Linked DNA regions of Homo sapiens: all the other regions are linked to region 1. The links are chromatin contacts, found by Hi-C or POLR2A ChIA-PET in ENCODE. All regions are on one chromosome and are shown on one strand. The core of a region is the stretch at or near the end of the contact, and the rest is flanking DNA. Distances in the headings are between cores, read along the strand shown. Region 1 has its middle 77 kb from the start of NKAIN1. Region 2 holds the start of FABP3 (fatty acid binding protein 3). Region 3 has its middle 6.6 kb from the start of SNORD103A. Region 4 has its middle 18 kb from the start of SERINC2. Region 5 overlaps PUM1 (pumilio RNA binding family member 1).

The links. A loop is a pair of places that touch in the nucleus more often than their neighbours do. ChIA-PET counts read pairs that join two places held with the same protein, here RNA polymerase II (POLR2A). Pooled maps may share reads with other maps.
Region 2: a pooled map shows a loop between it and region 1 (2.6-fold over the local background). The contact joins the promoter of FABP3 here to the enhancer-like site in region 1. A Hi-C loop is called at or near these places in 4 of 50 pooled maps. POLR2A ChIA-PET finds 5 or more read pairs at or near these places in 4 of 52 experiments (GM12878, K562, WTC11 and 1 more).
Region 3: a pooled map shows a loop between it and region 1 (2.6-fold over the local background). The contact joins two enhancer-like sites. A Hi-C loop is called at or near these places in 2 of 50 pooled maps. POLR2A ChIA-PET finds 5 or more read pairs at or near these places in 4 of 52 experiments (IMR-90, K562, OCI-LY7 and 1 more).
Region 4: a loop to region 1 is called in a pooled map, with 5 times the contacts of the local background. The contact joins two enhancer-like sites. A Hi-C loop is called at or near these places in 1 of 168 maps with a recorded cell type or tissue (endothelial cell of hepatic sinusoid) and 8 of 50 pooled maps. POLR2A ChIA-PET finds 5 or more read pairs at or near these places in 3 of 52 experiments (GM12878, PC-9 and activated CD4-positive, alpha-beta T cell).
Region 5: a loop to region 1 is called in a pooled map, with 2.1 times the contacts of the local background. The contact joins two enhancer-like sites. A Hi-C loop is called at or near these places in 5 of 168 maps with a recorded cell type or tissue (IMR-90, K562, cardiac septum and 2 more) and 11 of 50 pooled maps. POLR2A ChIA-PET finds 5 or more read pairs at or near these places in 3 of 52 experiments (GM12878, PC-9 and activated naive CD4-positive, alpha-beta T cell).

What each region holds. Positions count from the first base shown.
Region 1 is chr1:31,161,529-31,164,228 of GRCh38, forward strand. No RefSeq gene overlaps it. Among named protein-coding and RNA genes, the nearest start is that of NKAIN1, 77 kb to the right of the region's middle. RefSeq lists an enhancer at 2,284-2,700. Within about 2 kb of position 1,308, at least 3 of the 41 ENCODE cell types and tissues checked have a DNase peak (open chromatin) inside an H3K27ac peak, as active enhancers do.
Region 2 is chr1:31,371,652-31,374,351 of GRCh38, forward strand. It overlaps FABP3 (fatty acid binding protein 3), which reads right to left and starts at 1,425. Exons shown (of 4, transcript NM_004102.5): 1 at 1,291-1,425. The coding sequence starts at 1,363. LOC124903892 (a long non-coding RNA gene) reads left to right here and starts at 2,648. Exons shown (of 2, transcript XR_007065573.1): 1 at 2,648-2,700. RefSeq lists a silencer at 1,611-1,905.
Region 3 is chr1:30,927,784-30,930,483 of GRCh38, forward strand. No RefSeq gene overlaps it. Among named protein-coding and RNA genes, the nearest start is that of SNORD103A, 6.6 kb to the right of the region's middle. Within about 2 kb of position 1,373, at least 4 of the 41 ENCODE cell types and tissues checked have a DNase peak (open chromatin) inside an H3K27ac peak, as active enhancers do.
Region 4 is chr1:31,393,457-31,396,156 of GRCh38, forward strand. No RefSeq gene overlaps it. Among named protein-coding and RNA genes, the nearest start is that of SERINC2, 18 kb to the right of the region's middle. RefSeq lists a silencer at 1,246-1,540. Within about 2 kb of position 1,400, at least 6 of the 41 ENCODE cell types and tissues checked have a DNase peak (open chromatin) inside an H3K27ac peak, as active enhancers do.
Region 5 is chr1:30,963,406-30,966,105 of GRCh38, forward strand. PUM1 (pumilio RNA binding family member 1) reads right to left here. Exons shown (of 22, transcript NM_001020658.2): 13 at 2,577-2,700; 14 at 1,269-1,505. Among named protein-coding and RNA genes, the nearest start is that of SNORD103C, 3.5 kb to the right of the region's middle. Within about 2 kb of position 1,451, at least 4 of the 41 ENCODE cell types and tissues checked have a DNase peak (open chromatin) inside an H3K27ac peak, as active enhancers do.

The DNA.
Region 1 (2,700 bases), core at 58-2,557:
GGCAGTTTGCAAATGAAGTAATTGAGCTTCTGAGAAATTACGAGTTGCCCAAGATTACCCAGTTAGCAATTGGCAGAGCTGGGATATGAACTCCCCCTGGTCTAGTCCAAAGCCCATGACCTTTCAGGGGCCAAGACCAAAAATGGAGAGGGAGACGGCGGGCTCTGGTTAGGCAGAAGGATGATCACACATGCAGGAGGACTTGAACTTCCTGGGGCCGGAGGGGTGCGCAGGGGAGGTGCTGGGGATGAGGTTGGGGCCAGTCAACTGGCAGGGAGGGATAGTTTCCTCCCAGTCTAGATGCCTGGTCCAAAACAGACAAACTGCATGTTTTGTCTCTACAAAAACTACAAAAATTAGCTGGGCAGCCGGATGTGGTGGCTCATGCCTGTGATCTTGTAATCTCAGCACTTTGGGAGGCCAAGTCAAGTGGATTGTTTGAGCTCAGGAGTTCGAGACTAGACTGGGCAACATGGCAAGACCTTGCTGCTGCTAAAAATACAAAAACAAAAAAACAAAGCAAAAAAAAAACCGGGTGTGGTGGTGTGTGTCTGTGGTCCCAGCTACTCAGGAAGCTAAGATGGGAGGATTGCTTGAGCCTGGGGGAGGTCGAGGCTACAGTGAGCTGTGGTCATGCCGCTGCACTTTAGTCTGGGTGATATAGTGAGACCCTGTCTCAAAGAAAAAAACAAAAAGTCCGGGCGTGGTGGCTCACTCCTGTAATCCCAGCACTTTGGGAGGCTGAGGCAGGTGAATCACGAGGTCAGGAGTTTGAGACCAGCCTGGCCAATGTGGTGAAACCCTGTCTCTACTAAAAATACAAAAAAATTAGCTGGGCATAATGGCGGGCGCCTGTAATCCCAGCTACTTGAGAGGCTGAGGCAGGAGAATCGCTTGAACCCGGGAGGCGGAGGTTGCAGTGAGCTGAGATTGCACCACTGCATTCCAGCCCAGCTGATAGCGTGAAATTCCTTCTAAAAAAAAAAAAGTCTGGGCACGGTGGCTCACACCTGTAATCCCAGCACTTTGGGAGGCCGAGGTGGGCAGATCACCTGAGGGCAGGAGTTCGAGGCCAGCCTGGCCAACATGGTGAAACCCTGTCTCTACTAACAACACAAAAATTAGCTGGGTGTGGTGGCAGGCGCCTATAATCCCAGCTACTCAGGAGGCTGAGGCAGAAGAACCTCTTGAACCTGGGAGGCGGAGGTTGCAGTGAGCCGAGATTGCGCCACTGCATTCCAGCCTGGGCAACAAGAGCGAAACTCCGTTTTGGAAAACAAAACAAAACAAAAGTCTAGGGGCAGCGGAGATATAGCGCCAGCCAGCAGGTGTCGCTGTGACACCCATTCTCTTTGGTGTTCTGATGGAAAGAGCAGAGTGAGATATTTGAGTCGGATTAAGATTGTGTAGACAGGGAAGAGATAGCGATGGTAAACACGGGCCATACCTCTGCTGGAGATAGTAGGGAGGTTGAACAATATCACTTAGGAAAAATGCCCAGCCAGATGCTCAACAAACGGGTTATTTTCTAGGAAATTTACCACCTGTGTCATTTTTCTTTTGTGTGTGTGTGTGTGTGTGTGTGTGTGTGTGTGTGTGTGTGTGTGTCATTTTTCTTTTCTCACTGAGACAGGATCTCACTTAGTTGCCCAGGCCGGAATGCAGTGGCACGATCACAGCTCACCGCAGCCTCGACTTTCCCGGGCTCAGGTGATCCTCCCACCTTAGGCTCCCCAAAAGCTGAAATTACGGGCAGGCGCTAATTTTTGTATTTTTGTAGAGATAGGTTTTTGCAATGTTGCCTAGGCAAGTCTCAAGTTCCTGGGCTCAAGTGATCTCCTGCCTCAGCCTCCCAAAATGCTGAGATTAAAACCGTGCCTGGCCTTATTTTTCTTAATTTCTCTGTGCCTCCGTTTCCTCATCTATAAAATAGGATGCTGTGAAGATTCAGAGAGTTAATGTCCATCTGGCATGTTGTAAGGACTTGGTAAGGGTTTAATGTTGATTATTTTCCTCCTGTCAGCAACAATCTGCCTTGCTGGGCTCCCAGAGTTTTATTCCCCCCACCTGTGTAGACCTCTTGTCACACCAAGGACTCTCTCTGGACACAAGGGCAGGATACTGAGGGGGACAGAGATGCATTCAGGGTGTGTTCGCTCTGGAGGGTGAGAGGGTTTGAAAGTCAGTGTCGACCGGGCGTGGCGGCTACACCTGTAATCCCAGAACTTTGGGAAGCCTAGGCGAGTGGATTGCCTGAGGTCAGGAGTTTGAGACCAGCTTGGCCAACATGGTGAAACCCCGTCTCTACTAAAAATGCAACAGTTAGCCGGGTGTGGTGGCATGCGCCTGTCGTCCCAGCTGCTTGGGAGGATGAGGCAGGAGAATTGCTTGAACTTGGGAGATGGAGGTTGCAGTGAGCTGAGATGGCGCCACTGCACTCCAGCCTGGGCAACAAAGCAAGACTACGTCTCAAAAAAAAAAAAAAAAAAGCTGGTGTCCATCGGCAGGTGACGTCATTGCTCAAAACTCAGTTTTCCTGTCTGTGAAATGGATATCAGTGAAAGAGCCAGCGGCGAATGTGAAACTCCAGCCTAGTGTCTGGCACAGAGTGGGCATTCAAATAGCAGTAGCTGCAGGGCTTGTTGGCACTGGTGTTGGGGGCTTGGGACCCCTGCTGTCTCGTCACAGATCACCAACCAA
Region 2 (2,700 bases), core at 175-2,674, 210 kb after region 1:
ATTCAAGACTCAGCTCTGGCCCAGCTTTGGAAGGAGGAACTAAATCTGGGCATTCCAACTTCCCAATAGCTGCTGGGCTGTGTTCGTGGGGGCTGGGGGCTGCTCCTCTAAGAATGACTGCCTGCCTAGAATTACTGGGCATAGCGCCCAAGATAGGGTAGAGGCCGTTGAGAGCTTTGACCTCTCCATCTAAGCCCAAAGCAGTAGAAGAAGGGCTGAGGTCAATCATTAGCTAAGCAGTTTCTACTTTTCTTCCCACTCGCAGGGCCTGTAGGGTAGTGGGAAGAGCTCTGGGTTACAGATCTAGAAACCTTAGATTTTCATATTGGCTCTGCTGTGGAATTGTTATAATACATTTCTACTCTCCTGGTTTCAGTTTCCCTGTTGAACTAGATGGTATGGGAATCTCCAAGTTCCTCACCTGTGAGATTCTTTGAATCCTGATTCTTCTCCATCCCAACACCACAGCAGTTCTCCACATCCTCCTAAACCAGTGATCCTCCCTCCCAGGTCTTGACCTTGCCTTGGGACCCTCTACTGCACATCAGAAGTCCAATGGCTTTCTCTGCCTACCCCTCGCACAGATAGGTGAGCCTTGGGTTGCAGGAAAGGCCCAGCTGATCATGGGCCTCTTGCCCCACCCTACCACGAGGCTCACAGACAGTGATGAAGGCCTGGATACATAGACTGCAGGACAAGGTCAGACTGGCTGGTGAGAAAGGGCATTCTCCAGCAAGAATTCTCTTCCCTAACCAAGCAGAGATGGGGATTGCTGCTTACTGCAGGTTCCTGTCTTACGTCCTTCTCATATCTGATTCACTGATCCACAGTTTTTTCCCCACTAATCTTTTTCCTCCTAGGTATTTCCTACTTGTTTACATCATTGTACACTCCCTGGCTGCCCCATTCCCTTTCTGGGTTCAGTCTCCTCCAATTTCTAAACTACCCATGCCCCTGTTCTTTTTCTCCCCTGGCTACACTCCCTTTCCTGTGATCAGTGTTCTTTATCCAAACCCTCCTCCTACCTCCAAATCACATATCCCTCTTCCTGGAAAGAGCCTCCCACACAGCTGCCTCCTTCCACCACCTCCCTACCGTGGTCTCTAACCAGATTTGGACCACCAAAGCCCCCTCTGAACAGGCCCCACCTGCTCTAGGCCAGGCTGCCATCTCCGCGCTCCCCTATTCCCCAGTCTTAACCAGGAGGGATGCGGCAGGAGTGCTGCGTGGGGCTAGGCACGCCACCAGCCAGTCCCCAAGCCAACATCCTGAGCCCCGCGGCTTGCTCACCGAGTGACTTCATGTAGTCATCGAAATTCTTGCTGTCCACTAGCTTCCAGGTGCCCAGGAAAGCGTCCACCATAGTGATGCTGGGCTAGGCTGAGAGAAGCTACAAGAGAGCAGGCGTGCAAGGGCTCCGACGGCGGCTCCCTGCCCGGGCTGCCGCTTTAAATAGCCCTCGCATCACATGAGGAGACGTGGCCCACGCCCCCGGCTCCCGAAATAGGAAGCCCCAGGCTAGGGCTCACCCAGGAGGGGCTGGTGCGCCCATCCCCCAACCCACCGAGGTGGGTGGGGACCAGCCAGTGGCGCCCTGCTAGCCTGCGTCAGCGCCAGTGCCTGGCCCCCGAGTCCCTACCCCAGGCTGGTAGGACCTTCTCCCTTTCCTGGCCTCTAGGCACTCTGGAATCTGAGAAGGAAGCAGCCAACACCAGCCCGAGAGCTAGGGCGCATGCCATGGTGGATATCTTCCCGTCCCCCAGTCCCTCTTTGAGCTTAGCGTCAGAGCAGAGATGAGACTAGAAAAGCAAAACGCCCTTGGGCTGGTGCCCACGCCGGGGAAAGCTCTGGTTGACTTCTGGCACGGGCATCTGTCCTCGTTTTACAAGTGAGGAGTCCGAGGCTCACAGGGGAACTGACAAGGTCTCAAGAAATAGGAGGGGGTGAATGGAGCTCAGATTGCAAGCTTAGTCTAGCGGGCTTCAGAGCTCGCGCTCTCCCTTCACTCTCACTGCCTGGTGGCGGAGACAGTCACCAGCGGCTCGGTCTGCGGCTGAGCTGACCTTGTCCTCTGCCTGTTTTGAGCAAAAGCCTGACCCTTCGCGCCCCGCCCGCCTCACACGTGCTTGCCCCTCCCTGCGGAATGTCTCCTGCTGGCCCTCCTCCGTCCCCACCCCACCCCACCATCTAGCTCCCCACCCGCCCCTGCAAGTGCTCTGGGCTTTTCCGGTTTCTTCGCACAGCTCCGAGCTTTAGCTCAGGTCGTTCCCAGCTCCCCTCCTGCAGAAATTCTGCCAATTCGGTCAGCTCTTCAAGGCCCATGGCTGCCTTCCCCACCTGCCGCCCTTTCTTTGGCCTGTGCACACTAGCAAGCCGCCTGCACTTTTGGGTAATTTGCTGCCTCCTTTCGAGAGCCTGTTGTGCGGTGGTTTGTCACTGTATAGTTTACTAAGCACTTTCAGTAAAAATAAGACCTGCCTTGTCTTGCTATTTATTGCATGCTGAGGGCTTTGGGTGTATTGTTTCATTGAACTTTTTATTTTATTATTATTTTTTAGAGACAAAGTCTCTCGCTGTGTCTCCCAGGCTGGAGTACTGTGACGCCATCATAGCTCACTGCAGCCTCAAACTCCGGGGCTCAGGGGATCCTCCTACCTTAGCCTCCCCAGCAGCTGGGACTATAGGCACACGCCACCACAC
Region 3 (2,700 bases), core at 123-2,622, 230 kb before region 1:
TAAGTTTTAGGTAAGTGACAGGGGAGAAATCCAATTTTTTTCCAATTAGTCTCAGGCGGTTGCTTTTATAATAGCCAAGTTGTGTGCAAGACCAAGATTTGCATTTAGTTGTTGCAGATACTCCTGGCTCATTTGAAGATCTTTTAAAGGAAGATAGTGTCCAGAATATTCAAGCATTCAGATGGAAAAAGACAAAAGATCAAACAGCCATGCAGATTCAAAATAATTTTTTTTTCTTTTTTTGAGATGGAGTCTTGCTCTGTCACCCAGGCTGGAATGCAGTGGCACGATCTCGGCTCACTGCAGCCTCCACCTCCCGGGTTCAAGTAATTCTTGTGCCTCAGCCTCCTGAGTAGCTGGGATTACAGGCGCCTACCACCACGCCCAGCTAATTTTTGCATTTTTTTTAGTAGAGATGAGGTTTCATCATGTTGGCCAGGCTGGATTTGAACGCCTGACCTCAGGTGATCCGCCCGCTTCGGCTTTCCAAAGTGCTGGGATTACAGGCATGAGCTACCACGCCAGCCTCAAAATAATTTTTATGAGTGTGTTGTAAAGATTTCTTTAGACAGGCTTTTTTTTTTTAAGTCATTCTGTCTTTGGGAAGCTTCCGTGTACCATCGAACAATGCATCTCATTGTTTCTTAAGTACTCAGGATCATCTTTTTTTAATGTACCCATAGATGAATAATTTCATCTAGAGTAAAACTTCCCTATTGTGGCCACTAGAATTGTAAGTTATCTTCCTGAGGCACATCCATTTCACTAGAATGGCACAGGTTCTGAATCTTCAGGTTCTAAACATAAAGTTAGCTGGAGCTCCAGACAGAGGAGTTTCAGACTCCCCAGATTCTGATGAACACACAATGCCCTGTCCTTCTAAATATGTGCTTACTTGAGGCCTCCAACTGGACCCTGTTCATTTCTTGTCAAATACCCACTTCAACCTCCAGATCCCAATCTGGATTCCAGTCTGGAAGTCCGTATACTAGACTGGACCTAGTCCAGCTCCTGTCAAACACCCAGTTTCACCCTAGTGAAAATTGCAAGGGCCCCAACATAGCAAGGAAAAATTGGAGGTAATGATAACTCCTATTTATGGCTTACTGTGTTCCCAGCCCTGTGTGTGCCAAGGGCTTCCAATATACCCTGTGAAATAAAGCTATTATTAACTCCATTTTACAGCTGAGGAAAGAGAGGAAGGCAGATGACTTACAAAGGTCACAAAGGGCCAGGCAGAGCTGGGATTTGAAGCTCAGTCATTAAAATAGACTCGGAGGTGTGCGTTGTTTGAAAGCTTGCTGCAAAAGCCAGGATGTGGCCCCAGAAAGAGGCACCAGGGTTGCATTAACAGAGGCAAGGGGCTGCCTGTGTGATGTGTCTTCCTGTGTGATCTCACACTAGCCCTGTGAGAGTGACAGGCCTGGTCTACCACTCCAGGTGATGGCTGGAGAAACCACGGTCCAGAGAAGTCAGTGATTTGCCAGAGATTACATAGTCAAAGGCAAAGCTGAGGTTCATGAGCCAGGTCAGTGACCATACCCTCTCACCCCACACTCACCATACCCTGACACCCTGTGTGTGTTAGGGCCTAGTGCTATGCACTGCAGACGCTGGAGGAAGCAGGAGGAGAGGGAGTGAAGAAGGGAGAAAGCTTAGTTTCAGGGCAGATGCCAGACCTCTGGTCTCTGGGTGGGATTCCTGACTACACTCCTGAGCCCTTCAATCCAGGGGAAAGCCATCCCAACCCTGACCTTGAACCCTTAGGCCTCCATAATACTCGCTTTAGGTGGCAGCACCCTCGTGTGGCTACAGATGGTAACTACATAAAGTTACAGGTTTCCTCCCTCAAAAGGATGCCTCACTCCCCAGGGCCTCACCCTTCTGCAATCCCTCTGAGCCTCAAAAAGAGAAGATGGCCATTCATGGGGCTAATGGCGGGTGGCAAGGGCAGGATGACATGGACAGGGCACTGGGCTGGGAGTCAGGAACCCTCAGATAAAATCCTCACTTGGTTACTGACTGCGGGGCTTAAGTCTCAAACTCCTCATCTGTATAAAGGGCTGAAACATCTCTCCCTGACTCCCTAAAGCTTTCTACAAGGACCAATGGTATCTCAAATACAAAGTACTCTGTAAACTGTAAAGCACTGTGAGAGGGTAAGGGTTATTACATAAACTGAGGAATGCACATTGGAGGGACTCTGGAAGAGAGACCAAGAATGCCGGTACCCAGTGTGTGACGACAGCCCGGGCCATAGAATCCTTGGGACGGACTTGGTAGCAGAGTAATGGTGGTCAGAAGAGGGGGTGGCCCAGAGCCCAGGCCACTCCATGAAACCCAATCCTGCAGATGGAGGGGTCTGCCCCCATGCCCACCCCCTCGCATGATGAACTAAGGGGAAAGCTTTATTGATCAGAGTTGGTCTATCAAAAGACTTGCATCAGATCCTAGGACCTATTTCCACATCTATGAGATAGGGACAGCCGCATTCTTCACAGGGCTGTTGGTTCCCAGAACAGTTGTTGAGAACATGTGAAAACCATCTCATGTGTGACTTGACGCAGAGTCGGTTCACAACAAATGACATTATTATGTAAACTAATGAACAAAGATAGTTTTGTTCATCAAAAACTGTGCAGGGAAACTGGTATCATTTATTACACCAGTGTGCTGGACACAATTTAATTGCCATAATTT
Region 4 (2,700 bases), core at 150-2,649, 230 kb after region 1:
CTTGAACCTGGGAGGCAGAGGTTGTAGTGAGCTGAGATGGTGCCAGTCAGCTCCATGTAGTGAGCTGAGATGGTGCCACTCAGGCAATAGCAAGACTCTGTCTCAAAAATAAATAAATAAATAAAAATGAAAAAAAAATAAATGTAGGTAAACTCAAGAGAATAGATAATAGTGAAATATAGTAAAATAATTAGGAAGTGATGATTTTTAATATCTTTGTTTTAATATAATTTATTTAATTGTAAATGTATACAATTTAATTTTAAAATTTTTATTATGATGATATATATTTTTTGGGGACAGGGTCTCACTCTGTCATCCAGGCTGGAGTGCAGTGGCATGATCACAGCTCACTGCAGCCTTGACCTCCTGGGCTCAAGCAATCCTCCCACCTCAGCCTCCTGAGTAGCTGAGAATATAGGCATGCGCCACCGCACCCCGTTAATGTTTAAAATTTTTTGTAGAGACAGGGTCTCACTATGTTGCCCAGCCTGATATTATGATTTTTTAAGAGATGGAAGTCTCACTATTTTGCCCAGGCTGATCTGGAACTCCTGGCCTCAAGTGATCCTCCTCTCACCTCAGCCTCCCAAAGTGCTGGGATTACTGGTGTGAGCTGCTGTGCCCAGTATACAATTTAATTTTTAGCAATGACTGTTAAACAGCCCTCTTGCAAAATGCCTGAAACTTTAGCAATTTGCTCTTGCTAGCTGGTGTGAGCGGCTCTTATACACTGATGGACTTGTCCCCAGCCAAAGGCATCCCACAGGGCATTGTCAACAAAAGAGGCCCCATGATATAATATTTATAATTATAAATATTAATACTTTTTGACCCAGTCAAAATCATCTCCCAGACCTCAAGAAACTCTTCTTGGGGTCACTTGCACCTCCTCTTAATTCTCCTAAACACATTGTTGCCATTTAGACTACTGAATGTCAGAGCCAGAAGGGTCCTGAGGCCATTTGGTGCCTTCAACTTGTGAAGATGGGGAAACTGAGGCCCAGGGTAGGGCAGGGACTTGCTTAAGCTCATTAACATTGAAAACCAAGTCTTATGGCTCCCAGGTCAGGACTCATCCTATTAACTCCTTTCTTAGGGATAGGGAAGCTGGCCCAGAGAGAGGAAGGTGAGTGCAAATTCACACAGCAAACAAGCGTCAGAGCCAGAGCCTGGGGATTCTCCTCGCCCGCCCAGATCTCCTCGGAACCTTCACCTTCCTCTTGGGCCCTGGAAATGAGGCATGTGCGCGCCTCCTCCGTGCACCCAGGGCCAGGCGTTGAAGACGGAAGGGGCGATTCCTGCGGGTGTTCTTCTCGGAGCTGAGGTTGGCACGCACCAGTTTGTCCACCGGGGGGCACTACGGAGCCGAGCTAGGAGAGCGCGCGGGCTCCCGGAGCCTCCCAGCCCTGATTGATCCGCACTTGAGCCCGGCGGGAAAACAGGTGTCCCGAGAGGAGAGGAACTAGCCAGACGTCACCCTGAGAACTAGAGACAGAGCTGGCACTTGACGCGGACCTCCTGACACCAGTCAGGTGCACTCTCCCGGCGTCTAAGCGCGTCCCTCCCCCTCTTCCGGGGGCCGGGCTGCTACTTCTTTTCCTGTCAACTGGGGTCAGCGAAGGCCCTCCTGGGCCAGGCTGTGCAGAACCACAGCTCTGTCTGGCATGGCATTGCACCTCCACTGGACAGTGGCCGGTGCTGAGCGACACATGCCTCATTCCCTCTCTGTCCAGGGCCGCTCCCCACCCCGCCTTCTTCTTCTTCTTCTTCTTTTTTTTTTTGGAAACGGAGTCTTGCTCTGTCACCCAGGCTGGAGTGCAGTGGCGCGACCTCGGCTCACTGCAATCTCTGCCTCCTGGGTCCAAGCCATTCTCCTGCCTCAGCCTCCCAAGAGTACCTGGGATTACAGGCGCCCGCCACCACACCCAGCTAATTTTTGTATTTTTAGTAGAGACGGGGTTTCACCATGTTGGCCAGGCTGGTCTTGAACTCCTGACCTTGGGTGATCCGCCCATCTCGGCCTCCCAAAGTGCTGGGATTACAGGCGTGAGCCACCGCGCCCGCCCCGCCTTCTGTCATCCCGTATCAGCGCAAGTCTTTGCCGTTTACCAAACATTGTCACACCCTCTGATTACCTTCTTTTTCTGAGTAGAGAGGAAGGGTGGCGGGGGCTGGGGTTAGACCTGAGCTTCAGTCTTGGACCAGCTACTCAAACTCACCTCGTTACACAATCACTTTGTGCCTTGGTTTCCTTATTTTAAAGCAGAGATCATAGTTCTTATCTCACAGGGTTGTTGAGAGGATTAAAAGAGGTAACACAGCAAGTCCTTGGGAACTTTTCTTTTTGAGACAGGGTCTTGCTTTGTATCCCAGGCTGAAGTGCAATACCGCGATCGTGGCTCACTGCAGCCTCCACTTCCTGGCCTCAAGCAATCCTCCTGCCTCAGCCTCCATGTAGCTGGGACCACATGCGGCTCCACCATGGCTAATTTTTTATTGTTTTGTAGAGGCAGGGTTTTACTTTGTTGCCCAGGCTGGTCTCCAACTCCTGGGCTCAAGCGATCCTCCCATCTCTTCCTCCCGAAGTGCTGGGATTACAGGTGTAAGCCACCTCACCTGGCCCTTGGGAACTTTTTATCATGATTGAAACCTGCACAAGCATCGTAGGAGAGATGGAACTGCCTTCACCTTACACTG
Region 5 (2,700 bases), core at 201-2,700, 200 kb before region 1:
ATATATAACCTGAGAAAATGAGTTCTACAACTAAAGTTCTTACTGTATAAAACTTCAGGATACGCACACACATGCCAATGTGTATATATAAACATAGTTTTGACTTGAAACTCGCCTCTTTCAAACTCAAAGCTATCACTCCTAGGTCTAGAATAATAAGTCTATTACCCTACCCACTTCAGACTTCTCTTGAATCTTATAAATCACTTTCTAGTCTGCCTATCCAAACGAAGGCATCCTGTTTGTTTTTAGTCAAGTTCTCACTTCTGAGTCCATGAAGCCACTTTTAATCTTGCTGGTTAAGAACAGAATCTTCTTGGTAAAGTGGCCACATGTGCTGATTTGCCCAGGACAGTCCTGATTTAGGCCTATCATCACCAAGTAATTATTCATAGCACCCCCTTCCACTCACAAAAGTGTTCTGGTTTGCATGATACATTATATGGTGACTCTACATCTAGCATTCAATTTTCCCCATCTAGCAAATAAATCAGTACTTTAAACTTAATACATAACTGCGGGAGAGGAGTATGCACCATGCTTGAGATAAGAAAACATCTCCCATGTCCTGAAAGATTTAGAGATTTGCCACCAAAAAAAAGGTAATATAATTTTCTTTTCATTCTTATAGCCTGCTGCTTGGGATCCTCTTTTTCTCTCCCTATTTTCTAGAATCTAGATGGTAATATTTTAAAATCCCATGCATAAAACAATCTAAATATTTAATAGGGAAATATACATCTCCTCATTAACATACTATATGGTTTGAGAGTTTATATTTACAAATATTTTAAAATATGGCAAAATTTTAAAAATAAAATGCTTTTTGTGAAAAAGCAAGATATTATATGTACATATAGCAGAGGGGAAATTTTGAAAGGAAATAAGGCAAAATATTAATTGTGGTGGTATTTCAGGTGGTGATACTAGGTGATTAAATTCTGTCTCTGTGTTTCCTAGCTTCACTGAAATGAACCTGTGTTTATATTGTTTACATTGAAATACTCTCACAGGTAGCCAAAGAATAAAATGTTCATACTAAAGCTAACTGAATATACAGGGAATGTACCCAAACTATAATAAAGCCAAAACTGCTATACTATCTATAGGTACAGCCTGAATAACATGAGGTATTTACGGAAGGCACAGAACACCCAGGACACTTCTAGTATAAAGGGACTGTCCTTTGCTTATGCAAAGTTCTTGTAATGTCATCGGTGGCAAGAGAGTTCTAGAGTTCAAGGTGGTGTTAGAGTAATGGTTCTTACCCAGGTTTAAGCTTGAAGAGGATCCATGTGAAGAGAGGGAAGGAGGTGGTGTCTGTGAATGTCCTGGTCCCTGACTAGGGAGAGGCATGCCCACGGGTCCAGGAGAGGAGGAAAAGCTAAGGCCGTTATAAAAACTGTGTCCAATGGGGGTCAAGCTGCTCGATGTCCTCTTATAAAGGTCACTGCTGCCAGTCAGGGAGTCACGGCGGGAGCCACTGCCAGTGTTGGAGTTTGCAACTAAAATGGAATTAAAACAATGCAGATAAGAACAGGCCTGTTCTTCGAAGAACAAGCCCAGTGACCTGTTCCTAACACTTTGATCCAGACTCCTTACCACCGCAAATTTGTCAGCAGAGACAGCCTAACTGTTAATGTAGCAGTACTAGGGGCAGATAAGTAATAAAGAGGACATGGCTCAGGTTAACATGACCATCAAACATATGCCAAATTTACCTTCCTATGGTGTCGTATATTATAGGATAAGGGAGGGTTAAAAAGCTCTGACGGCCACATGAACTATGGAAAAGGTGGAAGAAAATGGACTAGAAGAATGCCTTTCATCAATTGAAAAGGTTCAAGTAGAAAAATGGGATACAGAAAAAAGATTTGTAAATGGGGTACTGCCCCACTACACAAGACTTCTATATGAAAGCCTGTTTTCTCAGTGGGTTCAATCGAGAGTTAATGCTGCCCTCAATTCCAATTAAGATACTTTCTTTCACACATGCCCTTCTATTTAGGGATCACTTTTGTTTGTTTGTTTTTTATAATCTCTGCAATTATCCCATTATTCACCATACTACACTCCTGCTTTTTTCATCAAAACATTAAAAATATCTTGGTCTAATATCCTTCCTCCTAATTTTCCACATGTCTACCTTAAATTCTACTCAAAAGACTGAAGAAAACTTGTAACTCTTTAAGGCCTGCAGGCCAAGAACTCGGCTCAGTCTCAATTGTGGAGTATTTCAGCTCTGCTATCTTTAGTAAGTCCTCCTCCCTCAGTTTTTGATATCAATTTCTACAGTTCCCTCAATATTTTTCCCAAATACAGCAAAAATCTTCCCTAGATTTCAAATCCCTGAAAGAAACTGATTAAGTAAGTAGCCACATGAGCATGGATTGAAATAGGTCCCATCTGTATAACTTGATTTCAATAGTCTATCATCTCACAGATTATGTGGGATGGCTGGATTCCCACAAGGCTTGGTCCAGATCTGCCTGTGGTTCCATGCATTGCCAGTATTCCAGAAGGATTGTAAAAATAATTAAAATTCAGTCTTAAGAGCATATCAGTCTAATTTCTACCTGCTGTTCCAAACCCTCCAAGGGCGGATCCCAGGGTGGCGCCGAGAGAACTGCTACTTCCGAATCCCAAGGATGTGTTGGCAGGCTGGGCAGAGCCCTGGGAGAAGAGGGAGCTGCTCTGTGA